Linked DNA regions of Mus musculus: all the other regions are linked to region 4. A link is a loop called in an ENCODE intact Hi-C map of the cell type or tissue named here. Cell type or tissue: gastrocnemius. All regions are shown on one strand.

Evidence for each region. Hi-C counts contacts between places; a loop is a spot of excess contacts. Peaks named below come from ENCODE experiments on the same cell type or tissue, not always from the same donor. Only the 100,000 strongest peaks of a DNase experiment are listed, where the experiment ranks them.
Region 1: a loop joins it to region 4, with 2.3 times the contacts of the local background. A loop is called at or near these places in 17 of 42 quality-filtered maps.
Region 2: a loop joins it to region 4, with 14 times the contacts of the local background. A loop is called at or near these places in 25 of 42 quality-filtered maps.
Region 3: a loop joins it to region 4, with 10 times the contacts of the local background. A loop is called at or near these places in 30 of 42 quality-filtered maps.
Region 5: it touches region 4 in a loop (2.5-fold over the local background); 18 of 42 quality-filtered maps call a loop at or near these places.
Region 6: a loop joins it to region 4, with 2.6 times the contacts of the local background. A loop is called at or near these places in 7 of 42 quality-filtered maps.
Region 7: a loop joins it to region 4, with 7 times the contacts of the local background. A loop is called at or near these places in 13 of 42 quality-filtered maps.

The regions. Positions count from the first base shown.
Region 1 is chr6:84,914,456-84,918,455 of GRCm38, forward strand. The region is part of intron 6 of Exoc6b (exocyst complex component 6B); the gene reads right to left. Among named protein-coding and RNA genes, the nearest start is that of Exoc6b, 150 kb to the right of the region's middle. In gastrocnemius, a CTCF peak has its summit at 2,050 (motif pointing right); a DNase peak (open chromatin) is centred at 2,049.
Region 2 is chr6:84,091,771-84,095,770 of GRCm38, forward strand. The region is part of intron 17 of Dysf (dysferlin); the gene reads left to right. Among named protein-coding and RNA genes, the nearest start is that of Dysf, 74 kb to the left of the region's middle. In gastrocnemius, CTCF peaks have their summits at 1,883 (motif pointing right) and 3,431; DNase peaks (open chromatin) are centred at 1,899, 2,974 and 3,428.
Region 3 is chr6:84,405,565-84,409,564 of GRCm38, forward strand. No RefSeq gene overlaps it. Among named protein-coding and RNA genes, the nearest start is that of Gm10445, 16 kb to the right of the region's middle. In gastrocnemius, a CTCF peak has its summit at 2,418 (motif pointing right); DNase peaks (open chromatin) are centred at 2,435 and 3,144.
Region 4 is chr6:84,587,073-84,591,072 of GRCm38, forward strand. Cyp26b1 (cytochrome P450, family 26, subfamily b, polypeptide 1) reads right to left here. Exons shown (of 7, transcript NM_001177713.1): 2 at 730-1,121. The coding sequence starts at 933. Among named protein-coding and RNA genes, the nearest start is that of Cyp26b1, 4.8 kb to the right of the region's middle. In gastrocnemius, no CTCF peak of the experiment used is centred here; DNase peaks (open chromatin) are centred at 681, 946, 1,601, 2,053 and 1 more place; H3K4me3 peaks cover 3,260 bases; H3K27ac peaks cover 1,991 bases.
Region 5 is chr6:84,423,509-84,427,508 of GRCm38, forward strand. Gm10445 (predicted gene 10445) reads right to left here and starts at 330. Exons shown (of 4, transcript NR_046063.1): 1 at 56-330. In gastrocnemius, a CTCF peak has its summit at 2,485; DNase peaks (open chromatin) are centred at 2,519 and 3,367.
Region 6 is chr6:85,015,527-85,019,526 of GRCm38, forward strand. All of the region lies in intron 1 of Exoc6b (exocyst complex component 6B), which reads right to left. Among named protein-coding and RNA genes, the nearest start is that of Exoc6b, 52 kb to the right of the region's middle. In gastrocnemius, a CTCF peak has its summit at 1,684 (motif pointing left); no DNase peak of the experiment used is centred here.
Region 7 is chr6:84,319,043-84,323,042 of GRCm38, forward strand. No RefSeq gene overlaps it. Among named protein-coding and RNA genes, the nearest start is that of Gm10445, 100 kb to the right of the region's middle. In gastrocnemius, CTCF peaks have their summits at 1,728 (motif pointing right) and 3,679 (motif pointing left); a DNase peak (open chromatin) is centred at 1,630.

The sequences.
Region 1 (4,000 bases), 330 kb after region 4:
TCATGTTGTGAAGATCTCTGCTCCTCCACATCAACCCCACAATAAAGAGAGAAAACTCTAAAACCAAGAGCCAAAATGAGTAATTTCTTTTTTGAATGGTTCTTATCAGGCACTATGTCACATCAGTGAGAAAAATAATCAATATGACAATGACTGCGGAAATATAAACCAAAAAAAGCTGCAAAAAGACATCATCTCGAACAGCACTGCAGCTCCTCAAAGTAAGGACCAGCAGAAGGAGCTGTGGGAAAGAGTTTATCAGGATCACAGAGATACCGCAAATACCAAGGGATAAAGATGACAGTGATAGTCACTAAAGAAGTATGATAGATAACAACAATAATGTAATGCTAACTTAAAAATTAAGGAAATCTTCTGGCATGATACAATAACAAATTACAAGGCTATAGTGCAGTTCAAAGAGAATGAAGAAGCACAGCAGGCCCAGAACTGAATACAACAGAAACGATGGCTTGAAACATTTCAAACCTATAACTGCCGTGTTAAGAGCTTTAACTGAAAAGCACATAACAAACATGAACAAAAAGCTAAAGTAAGCAGACAGAAGAAAATTCTAAGAAATAACCAAAGCAGAAATGCCAGAAATCAAAAACTCAAGGCAAACAAGAATGCCTTTGATGGGCTCCTTAGCAGACAGTACACAAGCAGAGAACAAGATCTCTGAGCCAGAGATAGAAGAACAAAAAATTTAAAACTAATATATATCCGAATATCCAAAAAGAAAACATCAAGATCTGGGAGGCAAAAACAAAAGATAAAACCCACATGAGAGGAATAGCAGAGGAAGAGGAGACCAGGGAAAGCACGAGCAATGGAAAGGCGTGACTGAGTCTCCACAGACTGATGCCCCACACCAAACCACACATTCAAGGACACCAAACCCCATGTTATTCAACAGGTAATATAAAGCTAAAACCGCCACACTTAAGCATTAAACTTCAAAAAAGTCAAATATAAAAACTCAAGGCAGATCCCAGAGCAAACAAACAGTTTCTCTAGAGAACAAAATAATCACACTTGTTTTCTCATCGTGGACCATTTAATCAAGACTATAAGCTCTATGTGTAGAATGTGACATGCAGCATTCTGTAGCAAACTGAAAAGAAGTCTGAAAACAAGTTGTTGCAGGAGCAATGAGCCACCAGCAATGTCCTCTCCCCTCTTCCCCTCCTCATATATTCACATTAAAAATGATATAACATATCTACATACCTTACTAGACATAGCATTGAATGAAAAAATGATGTGAAAGAAAGCCATATCGTGATTTAAACATTCTGTTTCACATAAAGGCTTCTGTAGGAAGTCCAATGAGAAAAAATTCAAAGACCACATCAAAGTGAAGAGCAATAACTAAGCTGCCCTCTGACAAGGGGGAATGATGATGAAAACCCCTTTGTGGTAGAGAAAGCATGCACCTTTAGTGTGGCTGACTAGAAAGTCTAGGACACATGTATATCCTGAGAATTACCTTGACATTGTGGCATGATGCTGGAATTCCAACCAAGTTATGGAATATGCCATTGGCCATGTAAGTTACTACTGAAATCAAAGATAGGGAATTCAATACATAAAAGGCAACTTCTGTGGAGAAAACTATATCATGGCTTAGTCTTCCACTGTAAAAGTTACTGATAAATCAAATCTACAAATACACACACACACACACACACACATAACATGGATAACATTATAGCTTGTAAATATGAGAAGTGATGAAAATATAAAACTTATATCTAGATTCTAAGACACAGTGTTTAGAGAAAGGTTCTAATAATATCCAACCTGCACTGAAGAAATACCAATGAGAAAACAATGTGAACTGCTATGCTAGGCTTGACTCCACCTCCTGAAACAGCTTAAGTAAAAAAGAAAACACTGTGAAAGATGAGAATCCCAAAGTTTGAATTTGATCACATTAAGAATTTCTACCAAAGAGTCAAAAGGTCAAACCAAGTGTAGCAGTGCACATATGTAATGGCAGAAATGTAGTAGTGCACATATGTAATGGCGGAGCTTGAACAGCAGGGGGCAGAGTCATGGCGTCAAGTAAGACTCTACATACATTTGTTTAAAAAAAAAATTAAAATAAGCTCTAGAGAGATGGCTCTGCAGTTAAGAGCACTGACTGTTCTTCCAGAGGACCTGGATTCAATTCCTAGCACCTGCATGGCAGCTCACACCTGTCTGTAACTTCAGTTTCAGGGGATCTGACACACTCACATAGACATACATTAAGGCAAAACATCCGTGAACATAGTGAACATAAAATAAAATAAATCACTCATTTATTTCATGACATCACTCTGTGAGAGGACCTAGTACCAAGTGACACAGAACACGTCATGTCCAAAAAGTCCCTCACAATCCAGTGTTTCCTTGTTTTATCAACAGCCTCCATTAACACTGAACGTCCCCCCGCCCCGAGCCCTATCCACTCATGGACAGCACACGCTTGGACAGAAGAACATCATGACACAGAGATCAAATCTCTACTACCCCCAAAACTTAGGCAGCCATGGAAAATGCAATGCCATCTTTGCAATTTAGTCAACCTATGAAAAGCCTAGTAGAATAACCAAAGTGAATAAAATGTCTGATCCAAATTTCCCACAAAAATTGAAATTTGATGAACAATAGCAGAAAAAGTGTTAGAGAACATGGGACCTATATGCAGTATCTACGTCTTTTAAAGAGTACCATAGGAGAAAAGAACAGAAAAAAGTACAATGAGGCTGATCTGAAACATCAGGCTTTACAAATAGTCTAACTTATAAAAGAATGAATAAGGCTGCTGACACAAATATCTCATAAAAATTAAAGGGTAGACTGAAAGGTTCAATCAAAATAAAGTCACTGAAATTTCCAGTTTGAATTGCCTGTCTGTTACCAAGAAAGGAAAAAAGAAAAAAAAGGAAAAAAAAAAAAAAAAAACACTAGTAAAACCTGTTTCAAAAAGAAAACCAAATTCGTTTATTGTGTTCTCAGGAGCTGGAGTGATTACAAACAGCTAAAGAGCAGCCACTGTCCTCTTTGCCTGACTGCTTACTGCACATTTTCTGTTGTGATGCTTTCTGAGTCCTTTGCATGAACTCAGGCAAAACTTTAAGACATTGATTGCAATATCCACTTGAATGGTGTTATATTCTTCAAAAATAATGTTACAAAAATGCAGGCTTTCCATACAAAGAAAAGGACTAAACTAATAAAATATGACAGCAAGCATGGCTTGGGGCCAGAGACCCATTTGAAACTTATAAAATCTCTCTAAGATCAGAAGGACATATGCTTTCTTCTTGCTAGGTGTAAAACTATACAGGCACACAAGCTTCTGTTTCCAGTTTTAACTTAAAGCCAGGTGTTGTACAATATGTTGAAGGCTTCTATTCATCCTCTAACTAAAACTTAATTTTATTATCACAGCGGGTATCTAGACTACCAAGAATGACCAAATTTACACTCCTAAGTGTATACAGAATAGGGCCTGTAAATAATTTTGACTCTAGAACTATCATAATGTAGTAAATAAAAGTAGGAATGATAAGTGTCACCTAATTAAGAATTAATTTATACAACATAAATATCAAGAAGTATTATTCAATTTATTTAAAAACTCATGTCTTGAAATAGTATGGAGAATATACTTATTATATTAACTTTTTAAAAATCAAAATATAATTTATATATTATGTGATCAAATTTTAATTAAGCAAATACAAGCATAAGGAATTGTAAAGAATGTCTACATAATTTAGATTTCAAAAATAAACAAAATATCTGTAATCTTTAAGGTACCAGACAAAATTTAGAAGATGGTGAAAACTCACCAGGGAAGGTTCAAAAATGCCTGATGCATGAGAAAAAAGGACGTGTGTTGACAGACTTTCTTTTTCTCTTTTTCTTTCTGCCTTTTTTCATTTGTAGCTTATTTGACAAGATAAGGAGTGGCTAAATGTCTCTTTTTGGAACAACAAAAAAA
Region 2 (4,000 bases), 500 kb before region 4:
TGTTCCTGTTGTGTGTACATCGCTGAGTGTGCTCACTCAAACTGAGTCACTGTGATAGCGCAGGGTGGCCACTCTTGTGCTGGAAGCCTATGGCTAGCCAGGACACCTTCTGTCGATTCTTGCTTCAATTTATCTGAGATAAGCGTCTTGAGTTGAATGACTCTTATTCTCGCCTCTGCCCGGGACAGCTGAAGGCAGGATGGGGTAGCCTTGAGAACCCTGGCTCTGCAGCCTGTTGGGGCTCAAGTTCTTTCTACTCAGGGGAGACACTCAATCTCCTCTCTACAAAGTGGGGCTTCTCATCATCTTTCTCTTAGGGACCCAGTGGATTATCCCAGCCCCGCTGGTGTCTGAGATTCAGTGGTCAGAGGCAGCGGGTATTCATGCACTTCACCTTCAGCATTATCCACTGATCTTTTTTTTTTGTTTTGTTTTTCCTGCATCAATTCTGGTCCTCTTTGCTCTGGTCCATCTCCCCACAGAAGTTATCCCTAACCTTGCCTGAACTTGAGAACTCCACAAACTGTTTCTTGTAGCATTCAGATGGAGGTTCTCCTGAGCCTTACGAAAATGTGTCCCCCTCTAAGATGGAGGCTTTCGAGCTTAGCATAGCCTGCTTGATAGTCCCCTCCCTCTCTCAATGCCATGCACTTTCTATTGAGGCAAGCTCTGTAGAGGTGTTTGCACAGGCAGGGCGGGGCGTCCCTGCCCTCTGCCCCTCCGCAGATTTGCTGGTTCATGAGTTGTCTCTCATCCCCTCTTTTTAACTCCTCCGAAACATTTTTCAAAATAAAAAAAATTTTTTTTTGAGATGGAGTCACACTACGTAGCCTTGACTGGCCTAGAGCTTGCAGCATTTCCGGTGTCTGGTGTACAGAGGTTGGAAGGAAGCTAGTTTGGCCTTGAACTCATAGAGCTCTGTCTGCCTCTGGCTCAAGTGCCTGGATTAAAGGTATATACTGCACTCTTGGTGTATTTTAAGGTAGGGTCTCTTGTGATCTCAAACTGGCCTTGATTTTACTGTGTGAGATCAAGCCTAGAATGACCTTTTATTTCTGATCCTCCCTCTCCCCTCCCCCAAGTGCTGAGATTACAGGCATATGCCACCATGCCTGATTTATGTAGTATGGGAAATTGAACACAGGGTTTCATGCATGCTAGGCAGGTACTCTACCAGCTGAGTTATACCCTCAGTCCCAAAGGCTAGTTACAGAAAATCTCAAATACACACCAAGGTTGAGTCTTATCCAGTGATCTCGGTACTCTCCTCTCAGCACCTAGCATTGATCTGGACTTTGAACAATCCAACACATACGGACATGCTTCTGGAAGGTATCCCTCCCAGGTGTGAGGACTCTGTCCCAGAGTGTACCCCGTCTACACAATGAGCTGCTCAGAGGGTTTGGTGAACTGGTGCTTTGCACGTACACGTAGCAGCGTGAGGTTGGGGACAGCGTTCATGTGGGTCAAAATGAGGCAGTTCTGACTAACCCGCATGTCACAGTCTGCTTCAGTTTTCAGACTGGGTACTGTCTCTGTCTCTGAATACAGGAACGAATGACAGTCAAGGCACAATATGGCATTTTGAGTGTTTTTTGGGGGAAGTTTCTGATATGATACAGCCGTGCTTCTGTGTTCGGCCATCTGATGAGAGTTTAGGCTTTCCCCCAGCCACATCATCGTTTATTTTTGATGTATTCTTTTTGTTACATAGATACTTCTTTTTTTATTGTATAATTTATTTATTTATTCACTTAATTATTATACTGGGAAATAAATTTAGGGCCTCGGCATGCTTGCTAAGCACCCACCACTGTGCCATAGAGTCAGCCTCTCATCACCCTGGTTTTAATGAGGTGAGAAAGTTGTCTCCATGGTCACTAGATGGCACTCAAGTCACGAGCAACCCAGTGTGCTCAGGGATGGCGTCAAGGGCTGGACCACAGCTTGTTCTTGTAACCAGCTGATGACTTCTGGAATGTGCAGCAAAGTAGCCAGATCAATATGACAACAGAGCTAAATTTATTGATCAAATTTGGTTATTCTTTGGGACTTCCCGGGTTCTCTGAGGGCCCTTCCTGTAGAGATGGGTCCCTTTCTCAGGTGGACGCAGCTGTCTGGCCTGAAGGTTGTCACTTCCTTTGCCTATGGCTACATTTCTTTCCCTAGCCTGGAAAGTACACTGCCTTGTTTTCTTGTTTCTCCCAAAACACAACACAAACTGTACTGTATGTTGGTAGAGTGCTTGCCCAGCGTGCAGGAGCCCTGGGTTCCACTTCCAGCACCATATGGTAGCCCAGCACTTGCATGGGGGAGGCAAAGGGATCAGGAGTGTGAGGCCATCCTGGCTACATAGTGAGTAAAAGACCCACGGGGCTAACTCATTGAGACTGTATCTCAAAACAATGACGATGACAACAACAGCAACAGCAGCAAACCAACCAATCAAACCCGCTTCTTTCTGCCTTGAGCTCCCTGATGATTTGATTCAGCCTGGAGTTTTGTTTTTGTGATCTTGTTTTTGTCCCCAGTAAGGACAAGACCTAACACGAACCTCTTAAGCACTTCTGCCCGCAGTTTGCCTAGCCTGAAGTTTGAAGTACTCTTTGGACCCTGTGCACCAACGTATGAAGGGAAGACTTTGTTGTTATTATTATTATTATTATTTTTAAAGGAGTATGCCCTCTTAGATGTGGCTATTCTTTTGAAAGGCAGTAAGCTCACGGGACCTGTGATACTTGCAGGCATCTTTGACGCCGCCACCCCTATGGACAGTGTGCTCCAGAACGGCACTGGGAAAACCAAAGTTGTCTTTGGATTTTGGATGACAGTGAATTTCCCAGTAGTCTCCCCTTTTCCCTCTTGCCTGGACCAGGCGGGTGTCAGGCAGCCAAAGCCGTGGGCTTGGGGCTCTGCCGAGCCTTGGGAGCTGGCAAGACTGACTGAAGGCAATGGCTTGGCTTCTCCAGGGTACACGCGTGTCCCCAGGGACCGCCTGCTGAGCTGTGACTTGTGGCTGGCAGCCTGTTCTGTCCCTTCCAGTTCTTCCAGGTGAGGAAACTGGGCTTCACTCTCACAGTAAAAAGCTAGGCGTGTTCATTTGGGACTTGGGGCTTCCTTGGACCCAACTCTCCAGGCTCAGGGAAAACACAGCGAAACACTTGTGTTTTGGCAGAAAGACGACCAGGACTAAATAGCGGCTTTGTGTTGGTGGCTTCTTTGCTCTCCCGCCCTTGACTTTATGAGCTGTCTGCAGACACAGGGGCGAGAACCTGGGGTGAACCTCAACATCGGAGACCTGTGACCTGTTCTCAAGTTGGGAAGCACTGGCCCAAGACGTCAGCAAGGCTGAGCCAATGCCCACAGTCCTATCTGCTTATGGCTCCTAAATCTACAAACGAACAAGGAGGCCTGTGCAGTTCCAGCCACCACCAGTAGGTGGCTAGCTTGCCGGTGGGACTGGTAGATAACTATCACTGACTGGCTACCAGGATAAAAGCCAGTCTCTAGCAAGAACACAGGGGTCCCATCTCTGACTCTGCTTTCATTAGTCCAAGATAACAGGCTCCTCCCGCTAAAGCATCATTTGGGATGAGATTAAAGTAGACTCTGGGGACCACAGCTGTGCCTGTGTATGTCACTCTTCCAGGCTGAGAACTCTCCTATGCCAGGGCCCAGCTCAGTTCCTGTAGATAAGAAAATCTTCACAAGATACACACTCTGCCACACTGATTCTTGCCACTAACCTTGGGGGCCGAGACCTGGCTGCAGAAATCAGAAGGCCAGCTCAGGACCTTGCCCTCTTTAGGTCTCTGGCTTCAGTTCTCCATCCCTGCTTTTACCTCTAGACCACCATATATTTGTGCTTTACACTCCTTTCTGTGAGCCTTCCAGAGCCGTCCAACCTGGGTTCTCTGGGCCACAATGGATGAAGAATTGTCCTAGGACACATTAAATCCAAGATGTCCAAGCCACATCCTGAGAGTTATAAGAGAGTACA
Region 3 (4,000 bases), 180 kb before region 4:
ACTTGATTCCAAGATAATGGCACCTTTTTTTTTTTTTTGAAGGATGTGGGGCATTTGGGAATAGAACTTTGCAGGAGAAAGTGGGCCACTGGGGGGGGGGGGCAGGCCTTGAGGTGTTCTAGCCTGGTCCCACTGTAGGTGCAGAGGGATCAGCCATCACTGTGACTTCCTCTTCCTGATGGACTGCATCCACTTTCAACTGTGAGCCAAAAATAAGGCCTTCCTCTGTCAAGTTGCTTCTTGTTAGATGTTTTAGCCCAGCGTTTAGTAACCACTACAGCCTGGAAGCTACTGTACCACAATGTTCACAAAGTGATTTGCAAGTATGGGTTTTAGTGTAGCTTTTATTTAAGGTTTGTGCAAAAGAGGAGAGAGGGGGAGGGGGAGAGGGAGGGAGGGGAGAGAGAGAGAGAGAGAGAGAGAGAGAGAGAGAGAGAGAGAGAGAACGAACTATAGAATAAAAGAGACATGCTGCAAGTGGATGAAACAGTAGAAGACACAGGCTCTTCTTAAAGGTTACCTCCAGGGAGCACTCCACCTTGAGACGAGGGCCAGCCCTATATTCTGATGATGGTTTTCATAGGGTACCTCCTCACTCCTGGTCTTCCCTCTCATCCCCACTCAAAGTGCTCAGAAGTCTAAGATAAACTGACATGCTGTCTCCAGAGCAAAGCCTGCCACAGCCCCACCAGGCATCTTGGATGGCAGCCTGAGGGAGTCCCAGGGCATCCAGATCCCCCAAGTCTGGCTCGGACAGCACTGGCCCCGGATCTGTAGCTGGACACAGACAACAAGACCCTGTCTCCCAGCGTTCAACTGCTCTGAGGTATGTACAAGGACAGCTAGCCACAGGAAGTGGTGACAGAAGTTAACAGAAACGAAAAGGACCCATGTGAGGAAGCCACGTCTTTCCTTCCCAGACCCCGTTTTCTCTCCCTGGGCTGTGTTCAAACCCTGCTGTCTTTGGAGGGAAATCCATCCCATGTGTTTCTTATTCATTTCCTCTTAACTCATCCGAATCCTGTTTTGAAAGAGGCTATTGGATGGGCTACAAAGCTGTAGCAAAGCTCTCTGCTGCCACGCCTGCTTGTGGACTCACCAAATACCCTCCTAATCCATCAGGCTGTGGGGAAGACTGGCCCAGTATCTTCCTGCTCCCTGGTCTCTGCCCCTTGGAGTCCTTCCTCACCACTTCTGCCATCTGGTGAGCTCTGGGGCTGGAAACCTACATGCCCATGGGGGATGAGACTGTGAGCTGGGCAAGACCAGACATGTGAACCTGAATAGAAGATATGGGGTTCAAACAAAGTTGCCTAGAGCATCTAGGGATACCTAGAGCAGAGTGTGACAGAGCATAGCTGGCCATAGGAACCTCTGGAGGGGCACTGTACACCCCTCCTGTACATCCTCACTGTGCTGTACAGTTGAGCACTGGAGGAAAGGGGTGTCTTCCCAAACCCATGGCCAGAGTCTGAATCTCAGCCTTCTAAGAGTGAATTTGAAGGATGAGACCACATTCCAGTAGAACGTGACAATTGGTTCCTATCCTCGTGGTCTAGAAGGTTCTAATGGATCTGCTGAGGCATGCCCAGTGTAAGGTATGGAGGCATAAGCAAGTTGTCCTGAGAAGACATTTGGAAGTAATTAATTCAAAAGACATGAAGCGTGCCAGAGCCAGAAAGGACCTTAGAGACTGTTATGTTCCACCCCTAGTCTCTGCCGTATTTCTATAGATCCAGCCCCCGATTAAACCCCCCACCTCAGAAGGTTTTGAAGAAGCCTAGACACCTCCAACTTCTGCTTTTGAAAAATCATTGGGCAGTAGCAAAAGGCCAAACCTACATCAGGCAACGCCTAAGGTGAAACCCAAAGGGAAGCCGGGATAGATAGGGATGAAGGAACCCGAGTCCTTCTGTGTGACCATCAACACAGACTGGACCTCTTCTGCAGCATCTCCCTCTTCTCATAGTCACTGGCAAGGACAAATTCTTCCGAACCTGGTAAGAAGGTGTATGCAGTCGGGGACCAGAGGCAAATGGTATCCTGTTGGAAACTCAGGGTGCAACTGAGGTGGCTGGAGACAGTAGGGAAGACGAGGGACAGTGTCAGAACTATTTTGTAGAGAGCTTCTGTAAGTTGTTGTCATGCAGCTAATAGTGTGAACACCAGAGTCTGTATCCTCCTGTCTTTAAAATCCATGCAACCACAGGCATAGCTGGGGGTGGGGGAGGGGGGGAGAAGAGATACTAAAGAAGGGTCTGTGCTAACAGTTGCTCAGGCTACATCATCAAGGAGACGGGCACAGAGTTGGGAGAATAGGAGGAACATGGCTGCTCACGACTGGAAGGAAGACAGACCACAGCTGGGCAGTAAGTAGCAGCCAGTTGGGGGTCTCGGCTGCCACAGCCTTAATGGTCTGTGTCGGTTGCACTCAGAAGCTACCAGCAGGTGGCAGTATTTCAGAACAAGAAGGTTAGGACTGGTGGAGAGATTCTGGTCCTTTGCGTGCCAGGAATGTTTGTCAGTATCTCATGGAAGCATTATTGGATGATCGTTAGCCCCATTTTACACATGAGAAGAAGGTTTAGTAGCTTTCTTGAGGAAACAAAGCACAAGAACCAAAAGTCTAACCCCGCTGTCTAACTCCAAATCTAAGCTGGCTACTGAAGAGCATAATTCATCCCATTTGCATTCCACTAAATTTCCACCGTGTAGTAAGATCATGATAGAACTTGATACTCAAAGCTATTTAGACCACACCCCTACTCCAGGAACCAGACAGCCTATTGATTTCACCAATGACAGATTGTGATACCCGGTGACCATGGTTATGGGTACACCCAGGGCAACAGTTAGCAAGCACAGTGGTCCCAGGCTTGGTCCTGGCTCACACATGCACTGGCTGGGTGGCCTTGGGTATATCAATTGCTGTCTCAGGGCTTCTGTGTTTCCATCTATGTGTGACTGAATATAATGTCAGCCTTTGGAGAACATGGTAAGAGAACACATTTGAAAAATTGGCCATGGAGTTGGTAGTGTGTTTTACTGAAACAGCAAATATCAACTATGACAAGCAACAGGAGCCAGACGGGTAATTAAAACGTGTTTACCAGGCTGGACAGTTTGGCTGGCAGAGGGGAGCATGGCTTACAGCCAGGAGAATAACATGGGTGTGGAGACTTGATAGCCCACGATTCCCAAGATGACACGGTGGTGGGTAGGCAAGGAGCTCAATAACCCTCTTTGTTCCTAGAAATCCGGACATGACAGTGTGTCTCAGGACTGGGGAATATAAACCCTCATGCATTTCAGACTCAACCAGACTCAAGTAGATAGAGTATTCATGGTCATGAGTGTGGTGTGTGTGTGTGTGTGTGTGTGTGTGTGTGTGTGCTCATGTAGGTGCATGCACACATATGTAGAGTGCACGTGTATGTCTTTGCATGTGCTATGGAGTCTAACAGTTGGAAACCAGTGTCCCCCATCATTCCCCACATCATTTTTTAGGCAAGGTCTCTCACTAAATTTGGAGTTTATTAGTCTGCTAAGCAGGCTTCTGGGACTCCGGAGATCCAACTATCTCTACCGCCCAACCCTGCCTCCCTACCGAGCATCTATATAGGTACTAACATTCTGAATTTAGGTCCTCATGCCCATGGGACAGGAACATCAACTGGGTAGTCTCTAATCATTATGGTATCATTATCATAAAAAAAAAGACAACAACACACACACCCGCGAAACAAAACAAAACAAAAACAAACAAACAAACAAAACAAAAACAAAAACAAAAAACAAAAACTTGCAAACCCACTATGTACCCAGCATTAGCCCTGGCCAGCTTTGTTCCTTGCCACATTCTCATGTCATCTCTGGTACTTCTTCAGACACTGCTCTGACCTCACCTGAGCCAAGCCCCTTGACCCCCTTCCCATCAGCCCCTTACAGGCCCACCCCCAATCTCTGCCTGGCACAGGGCAGCAGCATGGCTCCTGTCAGG
Region 4 (4,000 bases):
GGGTCTTTTGCATACTTCTCCTAGCTATCCTCTGCTAAACTGTCCCCACCCAATAAGCAAACAGACCCTTTCTCCCCCCGAAAGCTGAGAGCCCTCAACTCTCTGCCTTGAATTTCTCTAAGGTTTTCTTTTCTCTGCCACCACAACACAGAGATACAGATGCGTGCATACATACATACATACACACACACACACACACACACACACACACCAGAGGAGGGGGAGAGAGAGGTGAGTAGCACCTTGTACTAGCCCAGTTGTACCTGAGCCTGAGCCCAATGTACTGCAGAATGCTGCCCAGGTCTTAAAGTGGGCCACTCAAGCTGCCACAGGCCCTCTCCTCTTCTACCTCTCCCGCGCCTAGGACACTAAAGTCTACTGGGGCTCAGAGACAGAGGTGAAAACTAAGCGAAGCCCTCCAGACTCGCTCCCCAGCGCTCTCCGCACACCCCTGCTTGGACGCCTGCAGCCCGGAGCATCACACTCGGGAGCCCTCTCTGCTACCTACCCTGGTCAATATCCCTCTTACTAGCTCACCCGGCCTCGTTAACTAGCTCACAGGGCGCCGGAGGTCTCTGAGCCGCGCTGCAGGCGAGCTGGGGAAACCCAGGCGGCGCCGGCTGAGGCAAGGAAGGGGCGGGGCGGGGACCGGTGCTTCCGAGTGTCCGAGCTCTCGGCGCCCCCTGGCCGGACACCCGCGGCTAGCGGACTCCTCGAGAGAGCGCTTACCTGTAGCAACCAGTGACCAGTCTCTCCGATGAGCGGGAATCCCATGGAGCCCTTGGGGATGGGCAGCTTGCAGCTCTTGTCGCGGGTGGCAGCCCAGCGCAGCTGCCACAGCTGCTGCGACACCGCCAGCAGCAGCGTCACGGACACCAGGCACGCGGCGAGGGTGGCCAGCGCCGACACCAACTCCAAGCCTTCAAACAGCATGTTGGCAGCCGCTTGGGGGATTGGCTGTGCGGTCCGCGATGGGGGAGGGGAGGGCCGGACCAGAGTGACGGGGGAGGGGAGGCTGCGGCAGGGGGTCCTGGCACCCCTCGGAGAAACCCAGGAGATGGGGCCGAGGGGAAGGGGCTGGAGGCTGCGAGGTGATCGAAGAGAGAGAGGAAAAAGATTGCCTGGAAGAAGAGAGAAGACACGAGGCGACTCGAGGTGTAACTTTGTTTGTTTGTTTGTTTGTCCCTTTAGGCGGGCTCTGGGGAGGTGAGATGGAGCTGAGTTAAGCTGGTGAGCTTGTTCTCCCAGCAACCATCACACACGAAAAACTTTGGAAAACTTTATCCACCAGGAATCTCTCGGAAGCCCCTTTCCTGCTTAAAGCTAGGGGGGCAAAAAGAAGGGGAACCGAGAGCTAGCGGAAAGTGCGATCAATTTATCAAAACTATTCCTCCAAGATTCCTAGGTACATAAAAAGAAGGAAAAAAAACCGGAATTCAAAAATTCCAACGAACCCAGAAACTTTGGGGGCTTGGGAGAAGACTCCCCAGATGAGGCGAGTGTAGAAGCTGGAGCGGCCGCGGCACTCGGAGGCGGGCAGGCGGGCGCGTTGGCCCGAGCGCGAGTGCGGAGTCGGCGAGCCGCAGCGGGGAAGGGACGCAGCCGGCGACAGAGCCCCGGGCGGGCTCTGGGGCGGCGGCGGCGGGAGGGAGGGGTAAGGCGGGGTGGGGTTGGGGGAGGAGGTGGGAAAACCCGAGCCCGGCTATCTATCAATTAAGAAAAGGCAGTCTGTCCCGGGACGCAGTCTCTCGGCTCTGGAGTTGCTGTTAGGGAAAAGAGAAGAGATGAGGGGGGGAAAAAAGGAAAGAAAGAAAGAAAGGCAAAAAGGGATGAAAGAAGGGGAAAGCAGGAGGCAGGACTTCAGGGCTGGTGGTTTGAAAAGCGTCTCTCAATCTGATTTGATCCAAGGCAAGGCGATGCGTGTGTTTATATAGAGGCGGGAGCAGCGCCGTGGGCGCGCGTCCAGCACCCCCCCTGGGCGCGCTCACAAAGCGGGAGGCGTGGTGAGAGGCCGGCCGGCTGCCGAGCGTGTGAGCTCCCGCCGGCCTCCCGCCCAGCCGCCCCGCCCGCCGCCCGCCGGGGACCCACTTGTAGGCGCCTCAGGATCAAACTCAGTTCACCTCGCGCCTTCTCTTCCTTCTCGCCCGGGTCTCGCCGAGTCCAGCACCTTCAAACGGATGAGATGAGACACATGCCCGAGCGCGCATGCACACACTAATGCGCGCGCGCGCGCACACACACACACACACACACACATACACAGGAGCGCACACGGTGCGCACCCTCTTGATGCTAGTTTGACTATAAAGCTACTTTACTCCTGCTTTTTCTCCCTCCTGGATCCCCTCCCTGGTTCCCAGCTTTTGGCTGTTCTGCGTGGAAGTTCCTTATCCGACTGTCCCCCTCGATTGGGAGTTGCCAGAAGTCTCTCTACCCAGACTCCATCTCGCGGAATTCCGTGGGACCCGGCAAACTCAAAAGATACATGTTATTCCCTCCTGATTGCCTATAGCCAGGGTCCGCATTCCTAATATCTGCATCTACAAACCTCAGTAGTCTAGATCCACATGTTTCTTACCATCCAATGCCTGGAGGGTCTTCTGTGCCTGTGTGAGTCCCGGGCTACCAATGCTCTAACACTCCTGAGGACCACAACACACACACACACACACACACACACACACGTTAACAAGTCACTAGTGCTGGTCCTGGAAAGTGTCCAGCACCTGAGACACATGTGCAGTGGTCCTGTACCCAGAGGCCGCGGGAGTCCTGTACACATGTTCTCAGATATGTGTGAATAAGTAAACATGCCACTGAGCGCGACCACCTTCTCAGAGCTAGCCACGGAGAGTCCAGAGCCCCATCCTATGTGGGGTGTGATTGTGGCACCTGCATGTGCTCTCACCAGACGCTGGTGGAGAGAACTTGAGTTTGAGAGTCTATCCATAACCGTATGTGTCTGCGCATCCATGGATCTGCCTGTTATATGGCCTCTCCTGAGAGCCCGGGACGGAGCTGCACACAGCGGCCCCAGTATTTGCATGAGTAGCGCGTAGCTCTCCCTGTCCGTTGCCTCTGGTTTTCCCCAGACGTCTAGTCTTCTTGTTCCACTCCCACACTCCCGGAGCAAATACTAGTAATAATAAAAAGAAATCATCCTAGACATGCCACCTGCAGTTTAGGGTGCTGAGCGTGTAAACTAATCATCCTACTCTGCTAATAGTCCCCTGCATCCGGTATAGGATCTGCTTTAGAGCTCACTATCAGAAAATGTGCGAGAGCGTCTAAGATGCGCGTCTACGCGCGCGCGGTCTCTCGCCCAGAGAGCGCGGCAACTGAAGTTGACTCGGCCAGCAGAGCTCTTTCAGCCCGGCTCTGGCTGCAAGCGCTGGGTCAGCTCCACGCTCACTCTCTGCCTTGGAACCCCACCTGGTGGTTAGTTTTAGTACTACAGCCGCAGGGCATATTGTCTCAGCTTCCCCCTCCTTAAATATCTTTTCCTAACTGGGGACAAGCTCCAAAGAGACAGCCTGAAGATATTCCCAGGGGTTCAGTTTAAGAATCCTAAGGCTGCCCCATCTCCACAGGACAGTCGGAACCGGGACACGAAGTCACATCAGAACCACTGTGACCCCAGAAATAGAGAGCTGGGGAGTGTTTGCTTAGGTGAATTTTACTTTACAGGACCTCTTAGCAAGCAAGATCAGCGAGGCCAGTGCTAGTCCAGTCTCCCTAGGAGGATGGCAGAGTGTGGCTTGGGAAGTTTTGGGGACCTTGATGTCTTGAAGTACCCTATGAATATGACCAGTTTACCAGTATTTCCAGGCAAAATATCCTTAGGGGAAGACCAATACTGGGGCCATCTCGCTGTGGGCAAAGGGACATGAACACAGCCACATGAAGGTCTACTATGAGGCTGCATGGAAATAGGTATTGAAATCTACAAGGCCATACACAGGAGATCCTTGTCCACAGCCAGGAAATGCTTCTTTCTAAG
Region 5 (4,000 bases), 160 kb before region 4:
GTCACCGGAAAGCTTTGCTTCTAGAGAAAAAAAAAAAAAAAAAACAGTGGCTTACATTGCTGGGTGGAGACAGTCTAAGGAAACCAGTATCAGAGGTGCCCAGGCTCGCAGGATGAGTGTCCAGGACTTCTGAGAGTCATCACCACAGTTGTCCCCTTCCTGAACCAGGCAGGAGCAAACAGAAGCAGATACTGGTCCTGTCCTCATGAGGTTTACTGCCTGGAAGGCCAGACAGACCTCATCTCTTCATGGTTAGACCTTGTTAACAAATGTGAGGAGAGCAGAGGGCAGAGGGCAAGGCCCATGCTTAGAAGCATGAGAGGAGCATGCGCACTGGGCCACAGGGGCTGGACAGAGTGCATCGGAGGAGGGGCAACACCAGAAGGAGTTTGCAGGTCACAGTGCCTGGAGATTAGGCACTTAAGGTTGGCCCTACAGCACCTCAGTTGGTTCAGTTAGCAATAAGGACTTGAGTTTAATCTCTAGCACTCGATAAAAAAGTGAAATGTGGTGGCAGGCATTTGGCATCTCAGTGTGGTGGGGCGGCAGAGACAGGAGGATATCAGGGGTTTATTGGCTGGCTAGCGTAGCCTAATTGAAAAGCTACAGTCCTCATAAGAGATCTTGCTTCAAATAATAAGGTTAATGGTTTTTGTTGAATTACAAAGTTAGTACACATGTGTGCGCACACACACACACACACACACACACACACACACACACATATTCCAAGCCTCTGCTCAGCATCATATCACTCATTTCCCACAACTGGTCTTAGCCAAAGAGGAAATCTAAGCGGGAAGCTATTGTAGTAAATATTTAAAATAATCCCAGCCCAGGGCTTCTCCCAGTCTTGGTCATTAAATATTTAAATATTTATTACTACATGAAGCTAGGTAAGTGTCCAGGACCTCAGCCAGAGAATGGCCCTCCCACAGGAAGTGGGTAGGGTCTGTTGGGGACAAAAGTCACCTGTATGTTTGAAGTACATCATCCATTTTCCTCCCCTGCCTAGACCTGGAGCGAGGTCCAGTGTGCCAGTGTGCCTCTAGGGCCAGGACTTGGGGAGAAGACCTTGTGCCCACTCTTCTGTTTTTCATTCACCTAGGGAACAGGTCTCTGGAGATGAATGAGACAACAAAGCTTTGAGAGTTTAAAAAAAGGCCTGGGTTCAAAATCAGCTCTATCTTCTCCCTGTGTATGAGCTGCTGGAAGCTGCTGCTACTGGTCTTACATTCCCCAGTCACCTGATGAGCAAAGCAACGTTCATGTCTGTACTGGACAAAGCCAAATGAGGACCGTGGTTGCAGGAGTCTCACACAGTCACCCAGACCTTGTAGGGATGGGACGGTGGCAGCTGCGTGTTTAAAGTCATAGTTATCTGTGAGATTTCTGAGAAGATAGATCTTCCCAGGTTGTTTTCAGAAGCTACGGACTCTGATTTCTCCATGAGTGTACGGCCCTCCCGCTCTTCCTTGCAGTCTCTGGGGACTGAATCACAGAAGCCAGCTGTCCTGGTTCTCCAGTTACCATTACCTATAGGAGCTTTGTCACATCCCATCCTTGCTCACATCCTGTGATGACCTGCTTCCAACCTTTCATATCCCTGCTCTTCCTCTAGCAGGCATCTCTGCTCTGTTATAGCTCTCCTCTAGGCTAGGAGCACTCAAGCCCTAAGGCATAGGCCATAGTAAAGCCCACACCTGCATGAGACCTTCCCAAGGCGATCCCTTACCCAGTGCTCCTGAGTGACCCCTGCCTCCCCCAGCACCCCTCCCTGCTTTTCTCCTTAGTAGATTTTCTGTCTGCTGGGGCACCCAGTCAAGGCACCAGCTGAAGACTCCTGATGGGCAGAGGGAAGAGCTCCCTTGGTAAAACGCTTGCTCTCCAGGCAGGAAAATCTTGGGTGGGATCCCTAGCACCCGTGGCAAAAGAAAGACAGACATGGTGGCGTGCACTTATCAACCCAGAACTGGGAAGGCAGAGCCATGAAGATCCTCAGGTCTTATTGACCAGCCCGCCTAGGTGAATCAGTAAGTATCGGGCCAATAAGAGACCCCATCTCAGAAGGCAGGGTGGACGGCTCCTGAAGTTTGACACCAGAAATTGACCTCTGACCTCTACATGCACATGCTATATATACTTTTGTATGTACACATGTGCTCTCTCTCTCTCTCTCTCTCTCTCTCTCTCTCTCTCTCTCATGTACACACAGAGAGAGTGAGAGAGACAGAGAGAGATGGAGAGACAAGGAGAGAGACAGAGAAGTAGAGAAACAGAGACTGCTTTTGCTAAGAGCCAGGCGCTGGGCTGGAGCTGGGGCTTACTGGAGAGGCCCTCTCTAGAATGCGTGCTGAGCTGCTGGAGTCAGGAACAGTTTCATCCCATCCTGTCCAGAACCAGCTTGTGTTAGCTCAGGGTGGGAAGGGTACCGAGGGGAAGCCCGAATACCCAGTGTTTCTGCCAGGCTGCAGTCCCCCTCTGCAGCCACTAGGCCATGCTGCTCTCCTGGGCTGTGGCCAGCAGCTCTTCCTGCAGGAGGTGGCAATGCCAGCCAAGCCTCTGGAGTGGGGAAGAGCCTGGAGGACAGCAGAGCAGGAGGAGACCACAGAAAACTACAAGTCCTGCGCCTCCAAGACTTCCCAGGAAGATGCTGCCATCCTGTGACAGAGAGATGGGCTGAAATTCACAAGGTCTAGCATAGAGACCCCAGAGACAGGGCAGACAGTCCCAGTAGATTTCTGTCCCCACCCTGACTCCATTCCCTGCTTCTTCCCTGGCCTGAAGTGGTAGGAAGTCATTTTCCTAGATGGCCAGGGTGCCTGGCAGTCTATGACTCCTTGGCAACCACAAGAGCCTGGCCTCCACCCACTGACCTTGGACCTCTTCTCTCCCACCCACCTGCCAGAGCTTACCAAGGTGTCTGCTCTGCTCTAGGCAGAAACTTAGAGGGGTGCATAAGACACCTTCTACCTTCAGTCTTAGAGCTCAGATCTTCTCTAGCCAGAACACTGGGTAGGAGAGACAAAGGCTGGTAGAAGGAGCAAGGCTGTCTCTCTGCATTAGGAGGAGCCCATGAGGCCATGCCCAGTTCTGGGGAGGTTATACACATTTAGCAAGTGGCAGACTCCAGGCCTTTGATTCTCTATGAAAACTATGAATGGATCTGAATTGCCTTGGAGGAGACAGACAGAGGCCAGGAATGGTTTGGTTTCAACAACATAAAATTTTATGTTCCTTAAACACACCAAATCACCCTAGATGGCCATTAAGACATCACGGCCAAGGGAACGTTCTGGCTGTTTCCTAGATAAGGTCAGGGTTCACCTGTGAGTGACAAGCTGACTGCTCCCAAGCAGGCTGGCGTTGTGCAAGGGCACGGTGATCGCTGCCATCTGGAATACGCTATGCCCCCAGAGGCTGACAGGGTCTGGTGTGATTATCTCTCTCTCACCAGGAGTTTGCTTAGCACATGTTCCACCGGCAGGGCCCAGGTCCTCTCCAGCCTTGTAAAACCATCACAAATTCTAAATTAGATGTGTCTGAGGGAGCGAGGGCCTCTCCCTCTTCTTCTAAAGTTGCTTCCATTGTGTGATGCTGAGCCCCCTCCACTCCAGGTAGAGCTTCAATTCCACAGAGACTTAGACTGTATCTTCTGTTTCATCAGTTCAGCAATTATTTACTGACCACCTGCCATGGGCTCTACCTGCTGCTTCGGGGAACAGAAAACCTGGCAGGAGCCTGGTCTTCACCCTCAAGAAAGATGCTATAGTCCATGGCTTGTGGATCCACTAGTATTTGATGCTATTTTAGATGCTAACTATTTTGAAAGCCACAGTGTTCCAGAGAAAGGAGAAGAGCTACTTTTGGTCCCATTTGTCAGGTGAATAAACTGAGGCCCAGCAAGGTTGATTACTTCTCTCCAAGCCATGCAGTACATTCAGGGTGGATCTTAGCAAGAATCTCTTGTCTCTGTATGCTCTGTAGTCCCCTCTGTCAG
Region 6 (4,000 bases), 430 kb after region 4:
CAGTTCACCGCAAAATTAAGGGTAACACACACACACACATGCCTACAAACACTGACTTCAGTAAAAACACAGCCATCAAGATTCATTCCCCTTCCTTGGAAAGAAAAAGATGAACAAAATTATAAGCGGCCCTCCAAGTAGATGATTTTACAAAAGCTATGTAGAACACACTTGACCGAACCTACCACTGACATTTCAGTAAGTTTCAAGCTTAAACCTTCCTCTTTCAAAGAAAAGAAAAGGAATCTTCTAAGTAAAGATATTAATATTCCTTGTCATGTAGAAAACTAGGGGGCTGCAGGGGGGGACACTGAAAAATCCTCAAATTTAAAAATATAGGCTGGTATTCAATTTTTAAAAAACTTTTGGTTTAATTTCAGTATATTCTGACACAGTAATAGTGTCTACATTAGGTTCTACCAGGAAAAAATTTTCATTCATTCTCTCCAAAGATAAAGAACAAACTTGATGGGGAAAAAAAATCACAAAGTTCAGAAATTCAGGCACCAGGTATAGCAGAGCATGTAATCCTAGCAGTTGGGAAGTGGAGCAAGGAGGGTGAGGCCTCCAAGAGGAGCCTAACTAACTAGGGCAAAGCCCCCTGAACTATGAAAGGCCTACTCAAAGGAAAATAAGCAGAGAGAATCAGAACTTAGATAATGCCTCCCTGGGCTTCCTATTTTTAAAAAAGAAAAGAAAACCTAAACTAAAAATCAAAGTAAGAAAATGTGGATTTTAGATGTCTGATTGTGAGGCCTTGGTCTTAGCCCTGTAATTAGCTACATCTTTGGCCAATTCAATTAATCTCTCTGACCTTCAGCTCTTTCTCATTTACAAAATAGGAAACAGCAATCAATTACAATTTCCCTGAAGTCCTAGCTGAGCGCTGAACTTTCTGATGCAGGCACATAATGAGGAGGAGTGCACTGTGACAGACAGCAGGTGGTAGATTTAATCTCCTTATCAATGTCGCCAAGTTCCTACTTAGAATCTTCATGATTTTAACACTCTATTAGACTAGGATGTAGCATAAATTTAAAGGTTTACAGTGGGCCCTTGGAGTAGAAAATTTAAAAATTAAAATAAGAATTGGTTAGTAAGGAGCTCCCAGGCCTGTAATCCCAGCATTCAGGAGGCTGAGGCAGGGGTCTGAGCTCAGTGATTAGTACCAAGCCAGCCAGGACAACAGGGCAAGACCCTGACTCAAAAAAAAAAAAAAAAAGTTGAAATCTAAAGCACACAAATCTAAATGAAGGAATGTAGAAAGTGCCCTATAGTTCCCATGTTCTGGAAACTTACAGTACTCCCTGGTTCTGGGTGAACTCTTTGTGTACATGCAAGGGAAAAGGATACACAGTTTCCATGTAGCTATGAGACAGGTGAAAATATATTTACTTGCATTTTGTGTCTTTAATTACAAATTGCTTCTATCACAGTAAAAAGCAATGTGAACATAAACCATAAAGACTCAGCATTTCAAATATATTTCAGCATAAGTCATCAATAACCAACAGGCCTATCAGATACAAAAGGCAAAAACAAATAAATAAACAAGTCTTAAACTGGAAAAGTTCGAGATCTACTAAATTAGCTTTCTACTGGCAGTCAGCACTGTTTTTAATAGTATTACACTTTCCCTTCTGAATAAATCACCTAGAGTGGAGAAAGACTGCCATCTAGTGATGACCAATTTCTAATATTTCTTTAAAAATGGAATTCGATGTAACTAAATAAAACAGACTGATGAAAAACATCCAAAAAAGGCATTTGATCAAATCTGTGGGTCCAAGGCAGGGGATGTAGCTCAACTGGTATAGTGTAACCTTTCATACAGAAAGCCCCAGAACTGCATAAAAATGGCCATGCTACCAACACTCTGGAGGCAGAGACAGGAGGACTAGGCATTCAAGGCCATCCTCAACTACAAGTTTGAGGCCAGCAGGAGTTACCTGAGACCTTGTCCGCACCTCCCACCCACCCCAACCTCCTTAAAAAAAAAAAAGTCTTAGAAAAGACCAACTCTTTGAAATATGACTGTACTTCTCTATGCTTTCTGACACAAGATACATAACAGTTAAACAAGACTATGGAAATTCTGGGGGGTCTGGTTGGTTGATATTGTTGTTCTTCCTGTGGGGTTACAAACCCCTTCAACTCCTTCAGTCCTTTTCCTTAGTCTGAGCACAGGGGAGGAAGAAGCAAGCAGATCTCTGCCTTGGCTCCAGAGTGAGTTCTCTAGGAGTAAGAGAAAGGACTGAAGGAGCTGAAGGGGTTTGCAACCCCATAAGAAGAACAACAATATCAACAAACCAGACCCCCCAGAACTTCCAAGGACTAAGCCATCAACAAAGGAATACCCATGGCTCCAGCTGCATATGTTGCAGAGGATGGCCTTGTAATGCTTCAATGGAAGGAGAGGTCCTTGGTCCTATGAAAGCTCCATAGATGCCCCAGTGTAGAGGAATCAAGGGCAGGAAGGTGGGAGTGGGTAGGTGGGTGGGTGGATGAACACCCTCACAGAAGCAGGGGGAGGGAGGATTGATAGGGTGTTTCCAAGAGGGAGGGAAACCGGGAAAGAAGATAACATTTAAATAAAGAAAGAAAATATCCAAAAATAAAAAAGTTTTTAAAAAGACTATGGAGCAAACAATGGGGAATTGCTTATCATTCCATCACAAGAATATCCTAGAACTGTAAAAAGTAAGCAAGAAGAAATGCTTAGAAATTAATCGTGATTTGTATACAATAATGTTGATTCAAGTAAAATGGAGGCCTAAGAGTTTGATTTCCATAACCTCCCTAGTATATCAAAGGTTTTTACAAAAGGTATATTTGTGCATCCTAGTGTGCATTGCTAATAATACACCTTGATACATCATAATGGTTCCATATCCCCCTCCCACCTAGATTTCAAAAGCATTATTTTAAAAGCTTTTAACTGATAAACTGACACTTAAAACTTGAATTCAACAAATACTTACCATTCTCCTACACTAAGCCACTACAGAAGTGTATGACTTGCATAAAGTCAAAATCAGCTTCAATCTACTTTTGCAAAGATAAGGAAGGAACCATATAGGGTGGATGATACACACTCATAATCTCTGCACTCAGGAGGCTGAGGTCAGCCAGGGCTAAAAGGGAGCTGGGCAGTGGTGGCACACTCCCTTAGTCTGAGCACAAGGGAGGAAGAAGCAGGCATATCTCTAGAGGCCTTGGCTCCAGAGTGAGTTCCAGGACAGCCAGGGGCTACACAGAGAAACCCTGACTAGAAAGAGAAAGAGGAGGGAGGAGAGAGAGAGAAGTATGAGAGAAGAGAAAGGAGGGAGGAGGAATTCCACTGCAGGATGAGTGAGTTGTGGATTAGCTGTGTCTACATAGCAACTATTGATGCTTTTCTGTTTGAGCAATCCCGTCTCTGTCTGGTGTTTCACCTTCCTATCCTACAACTAGAGGTAAACTTTAAGTTACCTTGTCAGTGACCAGTTAACATAAGGATACAACTCTCACCAATGAAAAGGGAAAACTGTTAGTGACATGCCAAAGTTGGGGAGGGAAGTGTGTAAAAAGTTGCTTTTCCTACCATAAATACTGCCCTGTAGAAATAAGACACAGGCAGGTGAAGCACCCATACTAAAATGAGAGGAAATGGTGCCAATAATCTAGGCGGAGAAAGGGGAAAGTGTACAAAACACCTGAGTCCTGGACTGTGAAGAAATTCTCACCAGCTGTCTCCAGATACTCCATTTGTCAGTCAATTACCAATTATTTAAATCACTTTCCCTCAATCCTCTGCTATTTGCATGGTAAAGTATCCTAAATGCAGCAAGTTGTTCAGTTTGCAAAGGCAAATCAAAGAGACAAACAACAATAGGTATCCACAGTTTGTTAAGGACTCCAGTCTCCAGCCTCAACTATCCTCCCTTTCCTTCCATTTCAAAGTAAATCTCATTCACTCTTAAAACCACAGTTCACACCTTCCTTCTTCCGAAGAGCCATT
Region 7 (4,000 bases), 270 kb before region 4:
TCCGATGCCCAAGCTGCCTCTCTCTGAGGCCCATTCACAAAATCCCAGCCATGTAGTCAGGCCTTGCCACAGGTGGCATCTGGGCCATGCTGGGGCCTGGTGTTCCTGATCTCTCTACAGCCTCTGTCTACTGAGAACCTCTGCCCAGGCTACTCCAACCCATCCCTATCTAAAATCCCTATCTTCAAGAGCCCTCTCTCCTTCATTGTTCCTGTGGACTCTTGCTGTTTCTAGTTTGCCCTGAAGTCTCCAGCAAAGATCTTGGCTCTATTTGACTAAAACCCTAAACACACACACACACACACACACACACACACACACACACACACACACCTCTCTCTCTCTCTCTGCATATATATGTGTGTGCTCATGTGTGTGTGTGTATATACGTACTTTTGCTACAATGTAGAACACAGCAGACATTAAATCTTATTGGTTTAATTTTCTTTCAGATAATAGTACAGGCTTTGATTTAAAAAAAAAAAAGCCATGGAAAAAGTGTTAAAGAGAAGTGGAACATTAATCAGGGAGCTCTGATGAGAGGAATGAAAGTGTTTCCCTGAGAGGCCAGCATGTGCAGCAGCTGTGTGTGGATATTTAAATGACATTTTTCATATGTTGCCATAAAAAAATCTCTTTGAGTCGATTCTGGAAATATATTCCAATTTGCTACAATGCCAGTGGTTTTAAAATTATTTAGAAATAAAATGTGTTTATGATTTCGGCTGTACTTTGTGTATTGTCGGCTTCGGGCCTCTTTCCTCAGAGGAGGGCCTCGCTGATTTCTCAGAAACTCCGGCTTGTAGGACAGAAGCTATGAGCCTGGGGGCCCTAGAGACCAAGGCTGGGCTTTGTTTTCTCCATAGCCTTTGGCTAGCTACATCCCCTGCTCTGGAGGTTTCAACAGAGACAGAGTGGATCCAGGTGAGAAGCGAAAGGTGACAGGGGGTTGTTTATGTATCAGGGAAGTTTGGGGATTTATTTTGAGAATGAGAAAAAGATTTGTGTGTAGTCCTAAGTCTACATACATTGATTAGGCTAACTCTGATCTTGGAGTGATCCACCTCTGCCTCCTGAGCCCTGGGACGGGGCGGCAGGTGTATCCCACCATGCCTAGGTGGTAAAACCTTTTGAAACGATGTGATTTATGTTGTAAGTCAGACTGGAGACTCCTGGACTCCCTTAGAAGCCTACGTTTGGCAAGAATGAATCTCAGAGTCAGCAGCCCTATCTAGACTTTCCACTGTGAGACCATTGGTCCCACAGGGGCTGTGAGTGTCAACTCCTGTTTGGAGCCAGTTGGGATGGGAACTCTCTAGACTGTGCCCTTGCGCCCTCTCCTCGGGATCCCTTCCTCAGGGCTCCCTAGGGCCTTCCAACCAAGCTCCTGCCCTCTCAAAGGCTGGCTTCTCCCTCCTGACCTAGCTTTAGCCATCTTTGGGAATGTTGGCCAGCTTAATGCTAGGGAGAGGAGACTCCTCAGTGGCCTTTGGACGGTGCACACTAAGGTTTTCCACACTGGGTCTCCTGGCCACAGGTGAGGCCAGGCAGCACTTTAATAGGATTCCATAAGGAAAACAAACCCCTTTCAGGCCTCCTTCAAGGTCAGGAAGTCAAATGTCTTGGAGGGTGTTCCTGTCCTCCCACCTCCCCAGGTTGCATGGCCCCAAGGCTTTCCTAGACTGGCCCAGGGCCCTGCTTAAGAGTTGGTTTTGTCACCACTGACCAGTTGGGGGCACACTCTCCTTAGTTTTCTGTCTCTGCCTGGCTTGTTGGTTGGACCTGGAAGGAAGGATTGGGTGTTGGGTCCCCATCTCTTCCAGGGACTTCTTAGAGGGCTGTGGTGCAGCAGACCCACTTTGACACGGTCTGCCCTGGCATTTCACAGACTCTTGCACTGCCCCTGCACCCTTACCTGCTCTTCCCAAGAGAAGGTGTTTCCAGATGGAAAGGTAGACTGGAGGAGGGGAGCTATTCATGCAGATAGAGGCAGAGGCCCCCCACCCCTTACACACACCGGTCCCCTTCCCTTCTAAGCTTACTCTCCTCCTGTCCCATGTGTGTACACCCAGATTGTCTGCCAAGGATCCTCCGTCTAAGGCTCTCTCCCCTGGTAAGGCTCCCTTGTGTGAGCCAGCTAAAGCTCTCCTTTCTGTGCTTCTGGCCCCAGGAAACCTTGTAGCTGCAACTTGGGGAGGGTTGTGTCTAGCTTGCTTTTGTCCAGCTATGGTCCCCGTTCTGTGGGCTTGTTGTAAGGGGGACAGTGAGGGCAATACTGGGAGCAGGTGGGACACGGAGAAGATTCTAGAAGACCTGGAACAGGTGCAAAAAGAAAGCCTATGTTAGGACTAACTGGCGGGTTGCATTCAGAGGATGTGTGAGCATCGTTCTCTTGTCTGAGATGATTTGAATGAGCTATGAGAGGAGCCTATTTGGTTTCATCACCTCAAAGACAAAGTATATGGAGGCGCAGGGAGATGGGCTTGTGCCTTCCTCTGGAGACAGTCTGCCCCTATGAGATGTTAAGATTTCATGCGATGTCTAGTAAGAAGAGCTAAGCACTTCTCTGGCATGCAGAGTAGAGTCTCAATGAGCTTTGGAGCATATGAGAAGATTGGTTCTTTAGTTGGTAGGATTGGAGGTAAGGTGTCACTCAGCACCCACTAGGAATGGACAGGTGGGAACAGGAAGGAACCAGCTAGAGAAATTTAGAGCCACAAGAGGTTTCTTGAGAAACTGGCCAGAGATGGGTGATCAGTAAAGTTCTCACTTTTACTTTGGGCTCAAGTAAATTTCAAGGCACAAGAGCTACTACTAAGGTGACATGCCCTACTGTGCTTCTCCAGGCCTGATGAGGGACTCGTGGACCTGGATTCAGTCCTGTACCAGGAGGACTGAGACAGTGTGTGGCCTCTCTCATACCTGCTGGGAATTTCGGCAAAGTTCCTTTATTTTGTTTTCCAAAGAAAAGTATTTTTTTCACTGTGAAAATTCCTCTGTAAGACTGCTTGCAAGCTAGTCACCTGAGAGAAACTCAGGTTTTCCCTTTTATGAGTACACAGTGCCATAACCTCCCCAGGCAATGAGTGGAGGGAATGGAGAAAGGGTCGTCTCTAGTGGGAGCTGGCTCTGAGAGGTCGTGAGGATGGATGGAGAAGCTGAGATGCAACAGTGGGGTTGGGTAAAAGACACAAAGAAAGGAGGCTAGAAGAGGGGAAAGGGACAAGTGTCCACCTGAGTCCCATGGCTGACACTATGCCATGGCTGGCCTGAGTTATCCACAGAGCTGACAAGTCACACATTTCCTTTGCTAGCTTGAGCCTCACGGGGGAGTCAAAATCCTGTCAATTGAGAACAATGCTTTCTGGCTTGGTTGTCTCGTGCCAGTCAACTTGTGCTAGGGGTAGTTCTAATGCTTAGCACAGGGCTGGGGTGTGGCTCTGTTTGTAAGTGTTTGTTGAGTAACACGCATGAAGGCTTGGGCTTGCTCCCTAACACTGTATAAACCCAGTTCAGTAGAGCAGGCTTTATCTCAGCACTTGGGTAGTGAAGGCATGAGGATCAGAAATTTAAAGTTATCCTCCTCTACATAATGAGTTCAAGGCCAATCTGGGTTACATGAGCCCTTGTCTGGAATAATAGTGTTTAAGGTTAGACGCCCTCTTTTGGCCTCTGTGGGCACTGCACCCGTGCGCACAAACCCTTATAAAATAAATACACATAATTAAAAGTAAATCTTAAAATGGTGTTTGTCATGTTTCAAAACTATTTACTAGCATTCGTTTCTTGCTGAATTACTTTTTAATATGTCTGTTTTGGAGGTGGAGTAACATTTGACTTACTAGTTACAAGTGCTCTTTACATATTAAGAATATTAACATAAAAGCCTGGGTTTGTGAGTCTTTTATAAATAATGCCTAACACATGAGGAAGTTTTTGGGCCTACCTCTGAACATTTATGAGATGAGATGAGATGAGATGAGATGAGATGAGATGAGAT